Linked DNA regions of Homo sapiens: region 2 is linked to region 1. A link is an interaction called in ENCODE POLR2A ChIA-PET data of the cell type or tissue named here. Cell type or tissue: Panc1. All regions are shown on one strand.

Region 1 (5,000 bases):
CCGCCAACTAAAAGCCAGGAGAATCCAACAAATTCCAAGGTGACATTTTAAAAGACACATTATCATTACAGACTTCAACAGTTCTATCTAAATTCTAGCAACGGGAGTTGAGAATCCTGAAGCCAAAATTAAGATATAAGTAGTGATACTAACACACTGGGTGGAGTGTTCCTCACAAGCTCCATTTTAGTGAGAATCTACGTACTGTCTCTCTGCTGCCGGAACAATGCGTGTTTCTCAATCACTAGTTGAAAGAGTCTCTTTGCAAATATTTCTTCACTTGCTAAGCAGAGATGGTTTCTGGGAGATAAATTGCTGGAAACAATGTTCCTCTCCTAGCACTAATGCAAACCATACTGCAAAATGAGGCACTACACTAAAAACTCAATTTATCCTGTTCAGCCTAGAAAGATTAGAAATTAGGGGAATTCGGAAAACACAAGCCCTTAGGGCCAATAAACCATATTTAGAACCATTTGTATGTATTTTATACTCAGGAATTTTATTTATGATAAGAATTTGAATGTCTCCCCCCACCCACTTTATTTATAAAGATTAAGTGACATCATTTAGCTAGAGTAAAGAATGCCCTAAAAAGAACTAATAGCCCAAGTTGTTTCCAAAGTTTAGGAAAGGGAAAAAAAAACACCCTAATAACCCCCCCTTTTTTTTTCTCTTTCACAAAAATAACAGAAGGAAAGCTGCTACTGTAATCAGCAGTGATTGCAGGCATTTCCTGTATTTTTATATCAAGCTGGTTGTTTTTTTTCCATTACATACCCAGTGAACTTCAGTTAGGTCAAGACTAGAGAAAAACAGGACCAATTATGCCTCCAACCCCACAAATCTGCCTACTTAGCTCTGCTAATTTTATCGTGTTGACTCCATGGTTCCAAGGAGCCAGAGATAGGAAAACTTCCATGGGCCATTTGCTCTCTTCCTCCTGGAGCCGAGTTCGTGCACTTCCCCCTCTACTTCTAACCCATTTAGTCTCCAGCATCCTAAGATGGAACTTTTGCTCCATCTGTTGCAGGCTGAGATTCAGTCAGGTTGTTCGAATGAGACTCTTGGGTGAAGTCTCTGCTTTCTTGGAGGCTCCCAGACTCCCTGGGGCCATTGCTCTGGGTTTGCTATCGGACAGGTCAACGCCCAAACTGCCAGATTCCACAGCGACTCCCATCCATCTCTAGGGATCTTCATTCTTATGCTTTATCTTCAAGAAGGGTAAGAAAGTCTTTTTCCTTAGGTCTCATCCTCCATCTCTTTGGCTGTAACTTAAGTCCATTTCTTCATGCTCTGTATTCTGTGGTTACAACAGCATGGGGAGCCTCCTTATTGAAGCCAGTTGTTAGGCAGTGATTATCATATAATAGTCTCATCTCCATTTTTCTCTTTTGTTAGTCCAAGGCTTTCCATGAAGAGTATATTGTGTCTGCATTTTTTGGATAATATTTAACACCTTGCTTCTGATACCAGATCACACTGATTTTTGCAGCCAATGCAGTGTTTTCACAGCCACCAGTAGCTATTTTCTTTTTCAAACCTTTGGAAAAGCTGTGAAAACCTCCTTTACCAATTTGAGATCATTGTAGAACAGTGACAAGCTCTTTGGCCAACTTTGGGTAGTTTCTTTCTCCACCGTGTCCCACAGCTACCCAAGTGCCAACTCTTCTGAGTGTAGAATTTCAGGTAGGTTTCCTCCTGGTGATGGTTCCCATGCTCAAGTTAAACAATGATGTCGTCATTCTAAACAACCTCAAAGGAGTCTCTCCAGTTGATAATTCCACGAAACTGTCCTCTAAGCTTTTCCTCTAGAGTTGCCTGGTTCTGACCATTTATTCTTCAATTATCCATGCTATTGGTCAACATTTTTTCTTATTGTTCACATTAATCCCCTTGTTTTATGTAATTCAGCATCATGATTTCATGGACTATTAGAGCTAGGGTAGATCTTAGAGGTGAACAAATGCCATTTTGAAGTGTTTTACAGGATTGAGGATTAGAAATGTTTTTCTAGTCTTGGAGTTACCTCAGATGACCCCACTCTTTAAATACAGGTGTACTTTCAAGTCAAAACCTGACATCCTTAGCAACAACCCTGCAACTAGTTGACAAAGATTCAGTGATTACCTACTATGTACCTGGCTCCACATTATGGCAATGTAAGGGATCAGTAATAATAATAAGCAATTACTAAGCCCTTCCTATGTGTTTTCCCAAGTATCACCTCATTTAATATTCACAGTAATCCCGTGAGGTAGATACTATTACTATCCCAGCTTTTAAGTGAGAAAATTGAGGATCAGAAGGTAAAAAGAACTGGCTTAGGACCCACATGTGAAGGGAGGATCCCATCCCAGGAGTGTCTGACTCAAAGGTGAGTAATCACCCAGCTTGGCTGAACTTCTGGCTCCCCAGAAGGTACCATGGGGAGCCCGGAAATCTCTGCCCATGTGATTTCTGGACCTCATGTAGAATTAATTTCAGAATCCATCATTTCAAAGCCAACTCAGAAAAATCAGGTTTTTCCTTTACAGGCTTACATTATTTTGGATACAAAATGATTTTCAGAAATCAGATCTACTCCCAAAGCAGGATTATTAGCCACAAAAGAGACTATGTAGTCAAATAAAAACCTAGAGAGGCATGTAGATGTATTCAATGTAAAAGCAGTATTTTTGCCCTGAGAATGAAGTCTCCCAAAAGGACAGTTAAAGGAGAGGACAATACTCATTTGAATGTGTAAACTCTGGTATGTTGGTTTAAAAAAGTCAGTCTATTTCCTTATGGCAAAGGACAGAAACTCCCACCCCTCTGGTGCCCTCACTTGCTTTTGGGAAGAGCTCAGTGGCAGATTCTCCAGTACTTTTGATAGTCAATTGTTCTCTTCACTTTCCTTGAAACATCAGATTTGATTCTGAGCTATTAAAACTAAAATCCTCTGTGTCATGTTCCTTCTTCTGTGAAATTTGACCAATAATTTTCTTGACTGCTGGCTTCCCTTCAAACAATAGCAAGAGAAACCACCCTGCAATTCTTTAGATTCTCCAAGTGAAATGCCTGCTCTCCGGTTTTTTTTCCCCTCCCAGACCTAACCGCTGCAGTACACTCTCAGTGCTACTCTTTCTCCTTTCCCTCATTTCAGTATAGGATGCTTTTACTCCTCCTATTTCTCTAGCCAGACCTTCAAGGGGCTTTTTTTTTCTCCGAACAGGCATCCTTCTCAGGAACAGCACCATGTGTGATGACTGAATTAGCGTCTCTGGCCAGCCACAGAGGAGGGTGGGGACAGATGTATAAACCATGAACTTGGCTAACAAGCAAATGAAGGCTACACAGACCAAATCCCATCAATCCAAGGACCCACTTGATTTCAGTTAAGGGCGGACAGTAGAGGTGGGGAGCACATACTCACGGTAACCCAGCCTTCTGATTTCCTCATTGATTCAAAGTGTCAACAGTGACCTCAGCAGTTTCTCCAATCTCCTTTCACATTTTTCTTAATCATCTAATTATTTGAAACTAGGATGAAAGCAACCAGGTCACAGTTACCAAATTGCTTATTACTGGTCACAGGGATGTTTACTTTAGAATCCTGTATATTGCAGTGTCAAGGCAGCTCATGCCCATCTGTGCACACTGTTTCCTGGGAAGTTCTAGAAAGCAACTCTCACGTGACATTCTCCAACATAGAGGAGTGTGGTCATCTCTCTGAAGTTGGCTTCCCTTGGACACAGCCCTAAGCTGGGTACCTTGGAGGATCCAAGAGAAGGTGAGGTCATGGTCTCTGATCTCCAAGGGCTAGCTAGCAATTTGGTTGGGGAGACAAGACTAATAAAAACGAAACATTTCGAGACTAAGCAAGCATTACATCTGTACCCACACTCCAAAATCCCATAAGCCACTGGGAAAATGATCATTCACCTTATGGAGAAACCTCACCCCAATCCTCCTGCCCTGTAACATTATAAAGCAAGTCCTTTCCTCTGTAACTTTAGGCCCTTGGTTGACACAGGCATCTAAAAGTAAGGAAATTTGTATGTCTTATATCAAAAAGAAAATCAAAGATGAAGAGTCATATACAAAGAGAAAACAGAAGGCAAAGGGTGGGGTCACTCTCTCTCAGCCGAGTTCCCCGGGGTACCTGGTACCCTCTGTGATGGGGTGCTAATTACAAACGGGGAAAGCAGCCTGTGTCTGGTTCCAAGCTGGCTTAATTATACCTCTGAATCTTGCTTCCATCTAAAACACTGATTTATAATTTAGACAAATACACAAAAAGAACTTGGGAGCTTTGATGCAAGCACTGATGCCCATAGAGATCTTTTCAAAATCTGGCCTGCTGCATGCAGCAATGGCCAGATACCATGTTGTATATACACAGCATGAGATTAGATGATAAAGGCTTCCCCACTGGAGAATGCTGAGGAGCTTGAAGAGAAATGGGGCTTCTGGGTTCCTTACACCCCTCTCAGCTTATTTTTCCAGCCATGTGTTTGGTGGCTCAAATCTCTGAGCAAGATAGACTAAATGAAAATTTTTCACTGTGAATTTGGGTTTTATGAGATGTGCTTCTCTTTGTACAAAAAAATGTTAGGTTTTTAGACTCCTGCCAATAGCAAAATCACTCCCCCTGCTTCACAGGGACCTGGCAGGATGGACAGCAATGCCTGAGAATGTCTGTCCTATGGAAATGCAGAAGACCAGATGGCAAGAGGCCAAGGTGACAGGCTGAGCTTAGCACCTCTGTTCTTTGCACAGTTGATACTTGTGAAATACTACTTCCCTGCCACCTTAATCCAAAGAGAAGCTGCCAGTGCCTAGAACTGACGGTTGCGCTACACTGTGATCAAGCAGGAACATCAGATGGAACAATTCTATAGCAGCCTGATTCATGTGGAGGGCCACTCAGGAGAGGTTGGACACCTTCATGGGACTGTCCTGGTATGTCCTCACCAGCCCAGGTCAATGGCACAAGAGTTCCTGGGACCTTCTAGAAT
Region 2 (5,000 bases), 110 kb after region 1:
TCTGAAGATGAGAACAACGAATCAAGAACTGTCATCACAGTAATCACTGGTGATATAATTATTTCAACAACTGAGCCATCAGAACGGTGGCTGATCACTGAAGGTAGAAACCTTCATACCTTCTAAAAACCTTTACTCAGCCTTGTTGCCGGGTTTCTTCTAAATACCCATCTTACACAAGGTTATCTAACAAAATGAGCAATGGGCTTATTATTAACAAAAGAATTGCTTTCCCAAGTGACATGTTGCAAACTTATCTCCAATGGGGCGGGAATTTCTCAGTACAATTTCTCAACTACGAGACAGTCTTGTGCCCCGCTCTAGAGCTTATGACCTGAATTACCTGGGGGAGATAATGCTGGATGATCCTCTGACCTTTTCTATTTGAAGAAGCTTTACTGTTAGCAACTCATTCATCAAGACACGCACTCTTCTGTGTGGAAATGGGCATCTTGAGCAAAATCCGATTTTAAATGATGCTTGTGAATAACTTGGATTATGGAAGGGGAACATAGCCTATTAACCCTTGGGAATGAGAATTAGGCATGAGTGACAGAAAGAGATCTTCAGCTTCTTTTCAGAAGGACAGAGTCCCATAAGGGCTTACTCAAGGAATCCGGAGATCTTTCCTAGATCTGGAGTTTGGCTCCTCTGAGACGTGTTGGGGAGGGTGAAGACGGGGAAAGCTGCTGAGTCTGCAGACACTCCCCTTGCCAGTTCAGCAGTTATCCACCTATCACTTAGCTTGACTAAATAACTTTTAATCTCACAATAGAGCTAAAAGCCTCAGTTATTAAATGAATTTTGGAAGGCAAAACATAGTTGTTTGGGGACAGCAAAGCTTGAAGAAAAGGTTTTTCTATGTGTCTTTACAAGGGAAGAAAAAGAAACTATGTCTTATTTCTGTTCTGTAATAATGTCGCTCAGAGGGACATCTGTGCTAACATCACTACTGGGAAATCCTGGCGTCTGTGTCAAGTGGGATGAACAGAGGCCCTGGGGCCGCTGTATCCTGCCACTGTATCCATCCAATGGCAGAGCTCAGAGCCAGAGAGCATGCAGGGCAGGAGCCAGGCCTACAAACCCTGGTCTCTGAACTCTTACCTGGGGTCTCTTTTCTATATGACCCTGTCTCCCTGAAGCTCCCAAAGGGGATCTCAGCCTCAGAAAGGAACACGTGAAAACCCCCAAACTGGTCTGGGAAAATAGCTACAAGTTCTGCAGCCCCAGAGTACATCAGGCTACTTATGAATGCTTCAAATCTCATTTGGAATGAGGTAGAGTATAAAGACACAGAAAGTTAATTGGAGTAGCACGAAGAGGGACTGAGACCAATTATTCTGTGGCCTCAGGGCTGGTGCATGACCCCCGAAGCTCTTTTATTTACTCCTGGGTAAGAAGGTCTGGGTCATGGTGGTGACCTCCAAGGAAGGTTTGATGGCAGGGTTTCTGAGAGTGTGTCCCTCAGCCAGCATGGGTACAGTCTTGCCCTTACCACTGACTTATCTCCAAACCTTGGGACAGAACTTTTCCACACTCTGACCTCCCACTTCCCACTCACTAACCTGGGGGACAGTAATGAAGCACCAACATAGAGTGGGTATGGGCATAAAATTAGGATAATGAATACAAAAAGGGATATAGAAAAACCAAGGCACCATTGTCAGGCTGTGATGGTTATTCCTCTTCTGCAGATGCATATGTCCCTTACCAGGCATATCTGATAATGGTCACGAGAGCAGGAGGTTTTGCAAGTGTAAGTCCCTCCTCAGCCTCATCATTCTCGGATGGCTGCAGAATTATTATTGTGCAAATTATGTCTGCAGAACTTATTGTCTGAAGCACAGTCGGACAGAAGGAGATATCTGGAGCTGTAGAGGGGAAACAGGCCTAGGACTGGCCTCCTTCCCACTTCTTTTCTCAGTCTCTCCTCTAGCTTCATCTTTCTATCCTCACCCACCCAAAGGCCAGGATAGAAGACATCCTCCCTCACCCAGCCCCAAACTCAAGCTGATCTCAGGTTTTGGGTATGATGATGGGGGAGGGAGTGTCAAACTCAACTCAAGGGAGTGGTGTTGACAGGTCTAGGGCCAGGCAAGAGCTTTAAGAGAGGGAGCTGTACCCTTCTCTCTGCAGTACACTTGGAACCAGGGACAGAGGCAAGGGAAAACAGATAACCATAACATCATACACTCGCTCTCCTCTTACCCTGGCCTGGAAGGAAATTAAGGCAGATATGGCCATGGAGTGCCCAGCCCTCAAGAAGGTCTTGGAGAATGAAAGAACTGTTAAATCAACAGGCAACGGGTGTGTGAAAACCCACCAGGGCTGCTAGCTATTTCAGCTAACAAGCTCACTCTTGGTTAAAGAGGCCTCAGAGCTCCTTGGTCCATCCAATGGCAGAACTCAGAGGTCAGGAAGCAAATCTGAGGGTCTCACCCTGGTCACAAGGGGAGGTGGGTGCTGACTTGGATCGATCTTCCTCAGATGGTGAGCTTCCAGAAGCAGGCTGCGGGGACTCGGCACCAGCAATGAGCTAGAGAGGAGAGAAAGCAGGGACAGAGGCATCAGAAGGGAGGGTTGAGAGTTTTCTGATGTCAAAAGCATCAAGATGCCGTATAAGAGCCATGAGAGTTCCCAGAGCAGCAGGAATTCAGTAGATCTCTGTCCTCTTGCAGCCATCGCCAAAGTAGCCAAAATGAAGTTCGATCCCTCTGTGACGTCTGACCAGAGCAAGAACCACAAAAGGAATTTCAGTGCACCTTCCCTACATTCACAGAAGGATGATGTCTTCCCCTCATTCCAAAGAGCTGAGACAGAGGTACAATGTTTGATCCAACCCCATCCAAAAGGATGAAGTAGTTCGGGTTGTGCGAGGACACCATAAAGGTTAGCAAGCTGGAAAAGTAGTCCAGGTTTACAGGAAGAAATACATCATCTACATTGGACGGGTACAGCAGGAAAAGGCTAATGTTCAACTATCCACGTGGGTATCTACCCCAGCAAGGTGGTTATCACCAGGCTAAAGCTGGACAAAGACTGCAAAGAGATCTTTGAACGGAAAGCCACATCTCACCAAGTAGGAAAAGAGAAGGGCAAATGCAAGGAAAAAACAATTGAGAGGATTCAGGAATAAATCTTACATATAACTTTCATTAAAAACTGCTAAAATAAAAAAAAAAGAGAGTGTTCCTAATACCCAGTGTTACTTGCTGAATTGATATTCTGAAAGCACAGACTCAAGGTTTCATTTGCCAATTTAAGGGAAGAAAACAAGAGACTTCAGTTTGTTCACTTTTAATTCTATCCAAATACAATTGACCTTTCTAAGCAAAGCTCACCCCATGTCTTCCATAACGTCCCCCTCCACCTATCCAAGCAATGCAAGTTATCTCATGCAAAGCAATGTGACACTTGTCTCTAACACCTGTTTGGCACTTATTTATATCTTATTCAGCTTTTTATAGTTAGTATCTTTATGTGTATATTGTGAGGTGTTCTCCACTTAAGTAGACTATAGGATACTTAAAGGTAAGACTCTGTCCGGCACTTTTATTGCCCCTAGTGACTTACACAAAGTAAGAAACATAATAGATGCTCAATAAATATTTTCAGATATATTGATATTTGTTGGTAAATTTTAATAGAACACCTCCAGTGAGGTTTGTTCCTTCGCATAGATGCTGGCATATCCACTTTGAGTCTCCATTAACATCAGTGGTTTAGACTCAAAGATCACAAACACTTCTGCTCCCTTTTAGTACTAACTCTTGGTCTACCTGCTGTGCACACACATCCTTTCTGGATGATGGACTAGTTGCAAGGGGCAACACGAGGGCTACCAAAACACCAGAAAGTCTGATATTCCTGCAAAGAAGCCTTTGAGCTTCAGACCAAGGGCACTCCTCTCCCAACCTCTCATAGTGACTTGAGTTACAACTTGGTTTTTCCCAATTTTGGCATCAGAAGCATCCCAGCAATAAAAATATCAGGACTACAGTCCCTCAGCCTTCCACCCTGCCCCTTCTTGAATTTCTCCATGTTGGCTTCTTACCTGTTGGTTCTTCCAAATCCAAGACAAGGCAGACAATGTCTCACAGCTGGCATGACAACCCATGTAAATATAGCGCAAAGACAGCAGGTACTGAGTTTTCTTTCAAATGTTTCATGACAAAGATTCTGTCTTAATTTACTTCTAGACAAGAATAAAAACCATGTCTCCTGAAAAGGGTTCTCTCTAGAGCTTTTAAATGTGTTTGCATAACGTTGTCATGACAGAGTGTTTGCTCAGCTTGCCTCTTCAGCAGGGCCCTAGCATTCTTGGGTACTGATACTCTGCTTGCAATTCCAGGGCCTTGGGTCAACAAGTGAAGTCTTGTTTCCACCAGTGGAATTTACAAAGCTGAGAAGAGCCACCAAAAGCACAAAGTCTCAGTTATCTCAACCAGAGAGAAGAGAATTTTTTCTGCAACCCTTGCACAACAGCTTTGCTTATTGAGAAAACAGGGTAGGAGAAGTTTAAGAAAATAAGAACCCTTCAACCTTTCCTATACAAGAGAAGCAACATGGAAGAGCCACGGGTAGCTTCTAACATGACAAGATGACCAGGAAATGTAGGAAATGCCTTTAGAAGACATTTCAGGGCAAAATTCAGGGAGACTATTTAGGCGGAAGATTGCAGAGGTACCTAGAGTCAGACTTGCTTTTCTAGCAGGGGGCTTGAGGATGTTCGCCACTGGGCAATGAGGGCCACGCCCCACTGCACCCTTCACCCGGATTTTCTGCCCTGTTAACATGGTTCTAATTTTCTCATAACTTACTTTTCAAAGACCTCTTAAATTTTCTAGGCTAGGAGCCAGGGCTAAAGAAGAGCCTACAAATGAAATGCTACGGATGCCTTTCCCCCTGTTTACATCTGTGGGCCCTGACTTACCAAAATAACATTTTGGCAAATGGATCTCTTCTTACTGATATTTAGAATGTCACAGAGATAGAGACAG

What was found. ChIA-PET counts read pairs that join two places held together with the same protein. Peaks named below come from ENCODE experiments on the same cell type or tissue, not always from the same donor. Only the 100,000 strongest peaks of a DNase experiment are listed, where the experiment ranks them.
Region 2: POLR2A ChIA-PET joins it to region 1 with 5 read pairs; 2 of 35 experiments call an interaction of 5 or more read pairs at or near these places.

What each region holds. Positions count from the first base shown.
Region 1 is chr2:46,114,953-46,119,952 of GRCh38, reverse strand. The region is part of intron 11 of PRKCE (protein kinase C epsilon); the gene reads right to left. Among named protein-coding and RNA genes, the nearest start is that of EPAS1, 180 kb to the left of the region's middle. RefSeq lists an enhancer at 1,816-3,015. In Panc1, no CTCF peak of the experiment used is centred here; a DNase peak (open chromatin) is centred at 2,415.
Region 2 is chr2:46,002,078-46,007,077 of GRCh38, reverse strand. PRKCE (protein kinase C epsilon) reads right to left here. Exons shown (of 15, transcript NM_005400.3): 8 at 2,440-2,536. It also overlaps the pseudogene RPL26P15. Among named protein-coding and RNA genes, the nearest start is that of EPAS1, 290 kb to the left of the region's middle. In Panc1, no CTCF peak of the experiment used is centred here; no DNase peak of the experiment used is centred here.